Linked DNA regions of Homo sapiens: region 1 is linked to region 2. The links are chromatin contacts, found by Hi-C or POLR2A ChIA-PET in ENCODE. All regions are on one chromosome and are shown on one strand. The core of a region is the stretch at or near the end of the contact, and the rest is flanking DNA. Distances in the headings are between cores, read along the strand shown.

Region 1 (6,242 bases), core at 461-2,960, 560 kb after region 2:
ACTCTGCTGTGCAGTCAACCTGGACCTTGGTTTTAAGTTGCACATCATCAGGGCCAAGAGAGAAGATTTGGCAACATGGGGTGGTTTGGTGAGAGTCGGCATGTTTCACTGGTAATCTGCTGGAGCACTAAAATATATACATCCAAAGGTTACCTTCTTTCAATTCACTGAAAAATAAAAGGAGCTTCAAGGCTGGACCAAATAACACACATAAATAACTCATGCATGCCTGCATGCATAGATGCAAACATACATACCCAAGATGTGTAGCAAACAAAACAGGCACAGTGCTTTCAGGAGAAACTTGGGTGTGGAAGTAAGTTCTACCTTTTTGCTCTATTTTCCTCCTGGAGGGAGAGAGGAAAAGCAGCTGCCTAAATGCTCAGTCAGCCCACAAGCTGTCATGCGTGACTATCTCCAGGGCAGACAGGAGAGCAGGAACCCCTTTCTGAAGCTGAGTTCTGATGCAGAATGTTTTCAGGGCTTAAGACAGCCCCCACACAGCTAGCCAACAGAACTTTCTGGGCTGCGGTCAGTTAGCTATGTCGCACAGGAATGGCATCTGCTTTCACTTATTTCAGAACTCAAGCATAAGTCCTGGGAGTATTTGACCAAAAGAGCCTCCCGCTTGGCGTGCGAGGGTTAGGTTTCCAGAAGATGTAGCACGTACCTGCGCTTTCAACTCCCAGAAGCCAAAGCTATGGAAAGATCTCAGCGTGTTTTTTTTTTAATTTTATTTTAAAATCATACCGTTTTAAAAGTTCTGCTTGTTATAAATCCAGCCTGAAAGCAGATGAATGAAACATAGACCCACACAAAAAAAATCTACAAGAATAGATCTTTTTTTTTTTTAACTTGGGGTTTTTGAGGAGGGATTTTAGAGGAGTGGCGGGGAAGCTACTCAGTCGAGATAAACTCCTTAAAAGCATGGGCAAAATTCCCTTTTCTGTGACCAGTTTTTTTAAAAATGACAAAGTCACACAAGAGAGGAAATGAAAAGGGAAATTTTTAGACTTCTCATCTGTGCTGAAAGCCCCGGGCTGTTTCAGAACCCGGTCAGGGTAACCGTCAGGCCTGCGGTCACCGCGCTGCAATCCCAGGAGGCCTTGCGTCAGCGGCCATTATATCAATAAGGAAGTACAATCACCAAACCACAAGCCGGCTTCTTTTCTAAGCCCACATGTTGCTTTAGAGGGTTTTCAAACAAGAGACTTTCCTGTTTTTGAAACCTGTGAATCCACAGGTCTTACAGGTTACTCAAATTATCTTATCACTTGCAGCATGAATTTCAAAACTGCTTACTCCAGCCTTCCCCTCCCCTGGAGGAACAGACGTCCATTTACAAACCAGAATCCTTATTTACAGTGTCCCGTTGCCAATTGCTGACACAGAAGGGGGAAAAAATACCAGTTATACATTAAGCTTTAAGGTTAAAGTATCTGTGCCAGACGCTGTCCAAACACCATCTATTCACTGACCTGAAGGCAGGATGACCACACCGGAGAAAATTCTACAGAAACAGTTTTGCGGTCACAGCAGTATTCCTTCACAGAGCCAGGCTATGTTTCCTGCAGATGCATACACATGCTTGCAAATGTACTGTAAGAAATCATCACAATTCACAGGAAACATATTTATCCTAAGATGTGTAGCAAATCTGTTGGAAATTTTTAAGCACAGCCAAAAGACATCCCAAACCACCTATGAGGTTGCTTCCCAGGTTGCTGGAAAAATCAACGTAGGATAGCATCGGTAGAGGACGCTACCGCGGCGCAGGTGAAAGATGTAAACAGTGCAATCTAAATCTTCAATGGGATGCAAGTCAGACTTATTTTTCTCTTGAGCAAATAAAAAGATTCAGATTAAAGAGTGCCTTATAGAACTGGTACAGAGTTCTACATAGAACTGATATAGAGTTCATCTAATAAGAGTGTCTTATAGATGAGATAAATCCATAAACAAACGTCTCTCTTTCCTGCTCAGCTCAGCAGCTTGAGAAAGATGTGCCACACCTAACAACTGCATTTGACAGCCATCTCCTGGTTTAACTTCTACCCTGGCCAGCGGCCACTTAGCGTTGCCCCAGCAATGCCTGCAGACTTCATCACGCGCTCCCTCGCTGGAAGCGTCCCTCCTAAGGCAGACCTGAAGTTCACAGAGGGCTTCTGGACAGTAGTTCACATTCTGTTTTCAATGGTGGCCTAATCAGACTGAGAATAAACAACAAGTGAACTTTATCCTGCAGCTACAACCAGTGAACTCTAAGCCCATTTCACAGAATGCACACAGCAATAATGGATCTAGCAGACACTTATCTAATCTCACACTTTCCGTCTTTTTGGGTTATAATCAACACTTAGCTCATCAACACACACACACACACACACACGCACATCTTCCAAAAAAGAACCTGCTCTCAGTTTAAGCACACTGAGATTTTATTTATCTTATTTTATTTGTCTGCATTCCAATAAACCTTCTAACATTGAAATGTTGAGACAGACACTCTAAAGTCAGGATGCTGTGATGTTTATGTTTGAGGGAGGGTTCTTTCAAAGTAGCCAAAATTGTCTCTCTTAGGAAATGTGAAGTGTGAATGAAGCCACACCAAAAAGTCTCAGAAGTAAATCTCTCAAAGATTATGACCAGCCTGTTGTGGAATAACGCAATATATCCTTAGAGGAAAATACAATAAAGTAAGAGAATTCCAGGCTTCCTACACAGGCCCAGTAGGTATTTTTTATCTTAATAACTCGTTGGTAAATGGCCTACTATGTCCATAGGAAAAGCATCCTCTTCTTCAACTGTGTTTTAAAAAGAATAACTTCTTCTTTCCTCCTTTGGAAAAGCCATTGCTCCAAAATTCACATAAAACAAATACAGACTGGTTTTCTGTTCCTTTCACTTTCTGTCCCTATCACTTTAGGCTGTGGTAACCAGGACTTCTAGGCCTAAATATGCTTGCCTGATTTTGCCTGAGTTTGCTGGAGAATTGCTCAACCACCCTCTCACTTTGGCTGTGTAGACCATAGCTCTTGCCCTCCCTCCAGGGGAGAGGCATTAACTAATGAAGAAAACAGTGACTCCCCTCTTCTGCCACCACTGACACTCCATACCCAGGCCTGTGCCACCAGGCCTGCTTCCAGGACTGTGGGCTGCCTGTTCCCTGCTATCCTGAGCCTTCCAGCTCCAGTGCCAACAAGGGCACTAGGTAATGGGTACTTCTGATGAAGGACACTGCATGAGATCTTCCCATCACTTAGAGAAGTGTTCCATTTGGGGTCATTACCAACCCTGTCTACTCAGACCAGCAAAGCATAGAGAAAAATAGGATGGATAGGCAAGTATAAGGCATCACCTTATATCTGTGTCTTAAAAAGCTCTTTATATTACAGAATTTCTTTATTTGGAACAACAAAATACTCTGAAGGGAATCTCATGAATTTTAGTTTGGAACGTTTATAGAGGTTGTCTGGAAGAATAGTTTTTGTTGATTTGGTTTTTTAATACAAAGAAAAATAAAAGCTTTTGTAGTTATTCTTGAAGGTATGACCTCCAATTACAAGCATGAGAGATATTGTAAGCAAGTCCTTTTCTTTTCTTTTTTTTTTTTTTTTAAGAGACAAGGTCTCACCATGTTGCCCAGGCTGGTCTCAAACTCCTGTACTCAAGCAATCTGCCCACCTCAGCCTCGCAAAGTGCTGGGATTATAGGTGTGAGCCACTACACCCAGCCTGTAAGCCAGTCTTTTAAAGCTCATTTTAAACTTTTTTTTTCTTTTTTGGGACAGGGTCTTGCTCTGTCATCTAGGCTGGACTACAGTGGCACAATCTCAGCACACTGCAACCTCCATCATCTCCAAAGTTCAAGCAATTCTCGTGCCTCAGCCTCCCGAGTAGCTGGGATTACAGGTGCCCACCACCATGCCTGTCTAATGTTTGTATTTTCAGTAGAGACAGGGTTTCACCATGTTGGCCAGGATGGTCTAGAACTGCTGACCTCAAGTGATCCACCTGCCTCAGCCTCCTAAAGTGCTGGGATTACAGGCGTGAGCCACGAGGCCCAGCCCATTTTAAACTTTTATTATGACAATGTTTATTTTATATTTTAAAATTTTATTATGACAAAAGGAGCATATAGCACAGTGACTCTCCATATAACTGTCACTCGATTAACAATTACTCGATTTTTTGATGTTTGCTTCATTTATTGTGTTTTACTTTTTTTCTCTTTGCTGAAATCTTTTAAAGAGCATCGCAGGCCTCATGCCATTTCACTCCTTCCTACTTTAGTATGCACCTCTAAAATGCATGAATATTTCCTTACATAGCCCCATGAAGATCCCTTTTAAAAGCAATACAAGAAGTCAGCTTTGTGGAGATGGCAAATAGCACATGGCTATGAAGGCTTGAGATAACATTTCCAGTGAGCATAGCATACAGACTCAAAAAGTCCGAAATCTCAAAGGCAGTTGGACAGAAGCAAGATGAAGTATTCTGGAAGATTGAGTCAGATCATTCAAAAAGGGACACAAGGCTGAGCATGGTGGCTCATGCCTGTAATCCCAACACTTTGGGAGACCGTGGCAGGCAGATTGCCTGAGATCAGGAGCTCAAGACCCAGCCTGGCCAACATGGTGAAACCCCGTCTCCACTAAAAATACAAAAATAAGCCGGGTGTGGCGGCACACGCCCATAATCCCAGCTACTTGGGAGGCTGAGGCAGGAGAATCACTCGAACCTGGGAGGCAGAGGTTGTAGTGAACCGAGGTTGTGCCACTGCACTCCAGCCTGGGTGACAGAGCGAGAGTCCATCTCAAAAAAAAAAAGATGGGGGGCACAAGTGATGACAAAGACTGTTGATAAATAGTCTGAATAATGAGTAACAAAAAAGCAAGATTCCTAAATAAGTATATTTATGCATGTGATTCTAAATATAACTGGCCAGCCGCGGTGTCTCACGCCTGTAATCCTAGCGCTTTGGGAGGTCCAGGCAGGCGAATCACTTGAGGTCAAGAGTTCCAGACCAGCCTGGCCAACATGGTGACCTGTCTCTACTAACAATACAAAAATTAGTCAGGCGGGGTGGCACGTGCCTGTAGTCCCAGCTACTCCGGAGGCTGAGGCAGGAGAATCGTTTGAACCTGGAAATGGAGGTTGCAACGAGCCAAGATCGCACCACTGCACTCCAGCTTCGGTGACAGAGCAAGATTCTGTCTCAAACGAATAAATAAATAAACAAACAAACAAGTAACCAAGTCAATAAATTAAATTCTTAACTAGAAATATGACTATTTCACTTACATCATTAAAAGTATATATTCAAGCCACCAGGCATGGTGGTTCATGTCTGTAATCCCAGCACTTTGGGAGGCTGAGGCAGGTGGATCACGAGGTCAGGAGTTCAAGACCAGCCTGGCCAACATGTGAAACCTCGTCTCTACTAAAAATACAGAAATTAGCCAGGCATGGTGCCACATGCCTGTAATTCCAGCTACTCGGGAGGCTGAGGCAGGAGAATCTCTTGAACCTGGGAGGCAGAGATTGCACTGAGCCGAGATCATGCCACCACACTCCAGCCTGGGTGACAGAGCAAGACTCCATCTCAAAAAAAAAAAAAAAAATCAAGCCGGGCGCGGTGGCTCACACCTGTAATCCCAGCACTTTGGGAGGCCGAGGCAGGCAGATCACCTGAGGTCAAGAGTTCAAGACCACCCTGGCCAACATAGTGAAACCCTGTCTCAACTAAAAACTACAAAAATTAGCCAGGCATGGCAGGGCACGGTGGCTCACGCCTGTAATCCCAGCACTTTGGGAGGCCGAGGTGGGCGGATCACGAGGTCAGGAGATCGAGACCATCCTGGCTAACACAGTGAGACCCCGTCTCTACTAAAAATACAAAAAACTAGGCGGGAGTGGTGGCAGCTGCCTGTAGTCCCAGCTACTTGGGAGGCTGAGGCAGGAGAATGGCGTGAACCCAGGAGGCGGAGCTTGCAGTGAACCGAGATCGCGCCATTGCACTCCAGTCTGGGCGACAGAGCGAGACTCCGTTTCAAAAAAAAAAAAATTAGCCAGGCATGGTGTAATCCCAGCTACTCACCAGGCTGAGGCAGGGAGAATTGCTTGAACCAGAAGGGCAGAGGTTGCAGTGAGCCGAGATCGCACCACTGCACTCCAGCCTGGGTGACAGAGCAAGACGCCATCTGAAAAACAAAAAAAAAGTATACATTCAAGATGGCAAAA
Region 2 (5,719 bases), core at 1,143-3,642:
TGAACCATCCAGAGGCCTGACAAAAATTGCATTTTCCCAGAACTCTCCTCCAGAGATACTGAATTTAAACTAAGGGTGGTTCCAGACCCATAATTGGCCTTTAAAAAAAAAGAAAAAAAAAATCTAAGGGTGGGACATGGAATCTGAATTTTCAACAAGTCACATGTGAGTCCTGAAGACATGGAAAGTTTGGAGAAGCACCGATGTCAGGGGCATGTGGGGGACTCAGAATGAGAAGGGTCAGAGTAAGGAGGAAAGGCAGGATGGCCGGAGACTGGCAAACATGTGGCACAGAATGGGCAGGTGCAATCTGAGGGCAGCGTCCATTTTCCACTCGGACTGTGTAAAAGAAACCGAAAGAAAATTTCTAATTTCCTGAAAGAAGTTTCAAAGGTGGTAATCGGCTGGGGAGAGTCAGAATGAGGCTAAAATGTGAGTGACAGACTGATAGGAAGATAGCCTACAGTCATTAAGACGGTCATTTTTAAATTGAGTTAGGGAACCTGATTCTTGGGTTTTTAGGACAGCTTGACTGTGAAGGGGAAGAGGAGGAGGAGGGGGAGGAGGGGGGAAGGGGGAGGGGATGGGAAAGTGGAGAGGGAGGGAAGGGAGAAGGGAGTAGGGGAGGCAGAGGAGGGGGAAGGGGAGAAAGGGGAGTGGGAGGAGAGGGAGGAGGGGGAGGGGGAGGATGGGGAGGAGGGGTGAGGGGGAGGAGGCGGAGGGGGAGGACGGGGATGGGGAGGAGGGGGAAGAGGGGGGAGGAGGGGGAAGAGGGGGGAGGAGGGGGAAGATGGGGGAGGGGAAGGAGGGAGGATGGGGAAGAGGGGGAGGGGGGAAGGGGGAGGGGGAAGGGGGATGGGGAAGGATGGGGATGGGGAGGAGGGGAAAGAGGGAGGGGGGAAGGGGGATGGGGATGGGGAGGAGGAGGAAGAGGGGAGGAGGTGGGGGAAGAGGGGAGGAGGTGGGGGAAGAGGGGAGGGGGAGGGGGAAGAGGGGAGGAGGGGGGAAGAGGGGAGGAGGTGAGGGAAGAGGGGGAGGGGGAGAGGGGGAAGAGGGGGAAGAGAGGGAGGAGGGAGAAGAGGGGGGAGGGGGAAGAGGGGGAGGAGGGGGAGGAGGCGGGGGAGGAGGGGGAGGAGGCGGGGGAAGAGGGGGAGGGAGGGGGAGGGGAGGAGGGAGGGGAGGGGGAGGAGGGGGAGGAGAGGAATGTGGGTCCCAGAGGAAGCTGGTGGAAAGGAGTCATTGTACAGGGAAGGATGAGACAGAGGAGAAGGGATAACATGAAGCGGCGTCCAACCAACCAAGAGGGGACTAGAATCAAGAGCTCTGCTTTATTCCTATGAAGGACAAAAAAAGAGATTTCATCATTTGGTCCTTTTGGAAATGTTTATTTTTACAGAAATATATAGTAGAAAAGCAATGAGTGTTAACGAACAATACTACTTAAAAGGGAGGCCACTGGCCATCAGCTTTATATAAAGCAGATCAGGCTTCCTTTGGCTTTTTTTTTTTTTTTAAATAGCTTTAAAGCTAAGTTTCACTAAAAGTGTTAGTCAAAGTTATACCACACTTTTTCACTGTCTTTTCCCTAAGTGGAAAGGCAGAGGTCACCATGTCAATGAAAGTGATATTATTATTAACTACCTGTCCTTAGTAACTTAAATCAAAAAAATCTAACCAGATCAACAAGGGGAAAAAATAAAATGAAAATTATTTTTTACCTATGTCTTGCTGAGACCAGTCACCTGGTTTTAGTTTACTAAGTTGAGTTTGAGAAAGGTACCACTGAAATCCCGCAGCTAAAGGAACATCAGTGAATCTGGTAAATTTATCAATGGTGATCCATTCATCTTCAATAAGGCCTGAAAGGCGTGGAAGGATGTAAAATATGGTCTGAAAAGAGAATTATAAAATCTAAATTTCTTCCCTTAAGAATAACAAAGAAATATATAACATTTAAAATACAACTTAATTATTAATGATATATTCTCCAAACTATTACATCTGATCAAACTATATACTTTCATTTATATCTTATAGCAACTGTCTATATATATTTCTCATCTTCTCAGAAATTAGGGGATTAATTTAGGAAACCCCTGAGAGGAGGCAGAACTTGTACTCTGGTACTTCTAACTGTGTGTAATAAACCAGTATGTGCCTAATAAAAACAGTGTTTCAGAAGTAATCAGTTCTAATGATGGACAGTATTTGGATAAGTGCAATTTACTGACAACTAAATACCTCCAAAGGCAATCAAGTTCAAGCTCTTTTCATGACAAGTCTTTTACTCTCGTACCCATTAGATAAATTTAGAATCTGAATTCTGGTTTGACTAATATAATTAGTTATGTGACGTTAGGCAAGTGATTCAGCCTTTCTTGGCTTCAACTTCCTCATTTGTAAGACGAGGATAAAATCAGATTACAACAACATATTAAAGTGTTCGTGAACACGGCATAGTCTGACACCACTGTAAACAGTCATCGCATAAGCAATCCTCCTTTGCTTTTCTTACCTACTAAAAGAACTGCACCATAAAAATGACCAACAGTGAAACAAGTACATAGGAAGCAGAGGTCCAAGTAACAGGCAACTTAAAAACGAAACAATACTCTTAGCAGCAATGCACATGTCTTCATGAAAGGTTTTAGAATGAATATGGTTTTCTTCACACTAGCTATATCTGTGCAAACTTAAACTGGCACAATGATCACGACTACATGTTGATTAAGGGGGAACCAAGTAGGGGGCACCAAGTACAGCTCCAAATACATGAAGACTAAACTAGTTCAACCATTGTGGAAGTCAGTGTGGCGATTCCTCAGGGATCTAGAACTAGAAATACCATTTGACCCAGCCATCCCATTACTGGGTATATACACAAGGACTATAAATCATGCTGCTATAAAGACACATGCACACGTATGTTTATTGCGGCACTATTCACAATAGCAAAGACTTGGAACCAACCCAAATGTCCAACAATGATAGACTGGATTAAGAAAATGTGGCACATATACACCATGGAATACTATGAGGCCATAAAAAATGATGAGTTCATGTCCTTTGTAGGGACATGGATGAAATTGGAAATCATCATTCTCAGTAAACTATCGCAAGAACGAAAAACCAAACACCGCATATTCTCACTCATAGGTGGAAACTGAACAATGAGAACACACGGACACAGGAAGGGGAACATTACACTCTGGGGACTGTTGTGGGGTGGGGGGAGGGGGGGAGGGATAGCTTTAGGAGATATACCTAATGCTAGATGACGAGTTGGTGGGTGCAGCACACGACCATGGCACATTTATACATATGTAACTAACCTGCACATTGTGCACATGTAACCTAAAACTTAAAGTATAATAATAATAAAATAAAAACAAAAAAAAAACAAATACATGAAGAGATACAGTTCCTATGAACAATTAAGCCCCATTATTTTATTTACACATACACCTTTAATTCATTTCATGACTGGAGAATAAATCATAAAACATATGAGAGTGAGGTGGTCAAAGGTAAGGATGAGGGAGGGCAGGAGGGAGGCAAAGGACTTACTCCTGTTGGAAGACTGAATAGAAAAAGGTTGACTTAACACTAGAGTGACTAGAGGAGTCCTGCAGAAAGATGCCGGACAAAGCATTCTGGGCGCTAAAGAACACAGAGCAGAGCATATTAAAATCTTTGAAAAATCCTAAATGATATTTGCAGTGAAGCAGCAGAAAATACACATTAGTGTTCTAGGATGCATATCTTGCAATATATAGATCTATACTTTTTTACAGATCAGTTTATCAATAATCTTAGTAATCCACCAAAAAAATTGCTTATGCACAGCAGCTTAAGTTACCAATAACTTATAAGTTCTTCAGAGGAAAAGCCCTAGGTCAGTGATTTAAATTCAAGGGCAGCACATTATAATTACAGTTGAAAAAGGGAGAAGGTATCATAATTTATGCAATGTCTAATGATTTACATATTGAATTAATTTACATGTTAATCATAATAAGCATGTTTATGGTTCTTAAAATTATATAAGCACATTTTGTTACAGTCAGTGAGGTGATGTATCATCTCCTATACAATTCTCATTACCCAGAACCTAAAAATTGCCATTAACAAAAAAGTATATCTTTTTGTTCTTTCATTAACAATGGGCTTCAGTACAATGAAATCTCACCTGCACAAATGTTCTCACTCATTTCCTTTTAATGTCAGAACAGATTTCTGTTTAGAGTTAAATATTCCCTTCCATTGTTTACAAGCCAGACACTGCCTGAGAAATAGAAAGTGAAAATGACTAGCCAATTTTCACTGCTTAAGAGTGAAATGAAAGCAAGTCATCTGCATAAAGTGACAAAGTTAAACTTAGAACTTTAAAATGTTAAGGTGATGTTTGTAAGCAAGAAAAAAACTTTACCCTAATCACAACCCTTCAACAAAAGCAGAAAGGAAGCATCAGGATTAAAGATACAATAGAGAATTTACAAATGATATTCTCTACTCACCTCTAGACAATAATCCTTGAGTGGGTGAAATGTTGCAAAAAAGAAATGCTCCTGAATGCGTTGCCAATTCTTCTTGGCATTCCTAAGGATTAAAAATATGGTATGAGCCACAGACAAATGAAACAACTCTGGTGAGGGGAGAATCAATTCAGTATCTTAAAGGGTGGCTGCAGAGTTGAGAAGGAACAGAAAATTTTATGAACTTTATCCTAAGATTTATACACACCTCTCCAAGATCAATACATACTTTAAAAACTGACACTTAATAAATTTCACATTTTGAAATGGAACCTTAAACCTATGTCTGGCAGAAAACTCTTTTTTCCAGGAGAGAAAACCATTACATAAAAGTCACCTTTTCTACTCCAAAGACTCATACCATGCAGCCAAGTTGTACCTACTTTCACAAACCAAACAAATTTACTATGAGCAGCGTTTAAATTTTTAAAACATCTGTTGTCAAGTTTATGTTTTAAAAGGCAAAAAAGGTAGGGATAAAAGTTATACAATATGGCAGGCAGGTTTCAGATAAAATTCATGATCATCAACCCATAAACTAAGCAGCAATTTCAAGACATTTTTCTGGCAAGATCACGCTCCTGCCCTGACCAGTGTGTCTTCTTCACTCCCTGGAGTTCCTATGCCCTCCCCAACCCTCTCACTATCAGCAGACAGCCATGCCTCACACATCACAGGAGACAGGAGTGAGAGATCTTTCTTCTTCCTGCCACCTCCTTACCCACCTGTCCTCTTTTCTCCTTCACTGTCAAGAGTCTCTCTTCAAAGGGCAATACCCTGCCCCGCAACAGATCCCATTCCCCTGGGTTTTGCCCTATCTCCCCCAACTTCCGCATCTCCCCTCTTCTCTATTCTAGCCTTTCCTTCAGCCTTTTCAAAAGGGCTTTTGTATCTAGTCTTAAAAAACAAAACAAAACCTTATTAAAGTGTCCATCAGTAATGGACTCAAGCGATATCCTAAGGCAAATGGAATATTAGGTAGCTGTTAAAAGAAAAGCAAGTTTACTGGAGTTTCACCTTTGGTGGGAGAAGGAAGGAGACTGTCTCGTTTTCATTCGATGCCTTTCTGCACTGTTCAACTTCCTGACTATGAGTATCACTTAAAAACAACTAATGTTACCAAAAATGAAACAGAAGCCCTCTTTTGACAGCACCCCCACCACTAGCTGTTGAACTTTCTAATA

What was found. A loop is a pair of places that touch in the nucleus more often than their neighbours do. ChIA-PET counts read pairs that join two places held with the same protein, here RNA polymerase II (POLR2A). Pooled maps may share reads with other maps.
Region 1: a loop to region 2 is called in a map with no recorded cell type, with 9 times the contacts of the local background. The contact joins the promoter of LNCATV here to the enhancer-like site in region 2. A Hi-C loop is called at or near these places in 1 of 37 single-sample maps with no recorded cell type and 4 of 50 pooled maps. POLR2A ChIA-PET finds 5 or more read pairs at or near these places in 1 of 52 experiments (activated naive CD4-positive, alpha-beta T cell).

What each region holds. Positions count from the first base shown.
Region 1 is chr1:234,962,289-234,968,530 of GRCh38, forward strand. LNCATV (lncRNA negative regulator of antiviral signaling) reads right to left here and starts at 1,711. Exons shown (of 4, transcript NR_125945.1): 1 at 1,479-1,711. RefSeq lists enhancers at 477-1,676, 990-1,289, 1,310-1,359.
Region 2 is chr1:234,396,664-234,402,382 of GRCh38, forward strand. It overlaps TARBP1 (tRNA guanosine 2 -O-methyltransferase TARBP1), which reads right to left. Exons shown (of 30, transcript NM_005646.4): 25 at 4,518-4,599; 26 at 1,719-1,890. Among named protein-coding and RNA genes, the nearest start is that of COA6-AS1, 26 kb to the left of the region's middle. Within about 2 kb of position 2,393, at least 5 of the 41 ENCODE cell types and tissues checked have a DNase peak (open chromatin) inside an H3K27ac peak, as active enhancers do.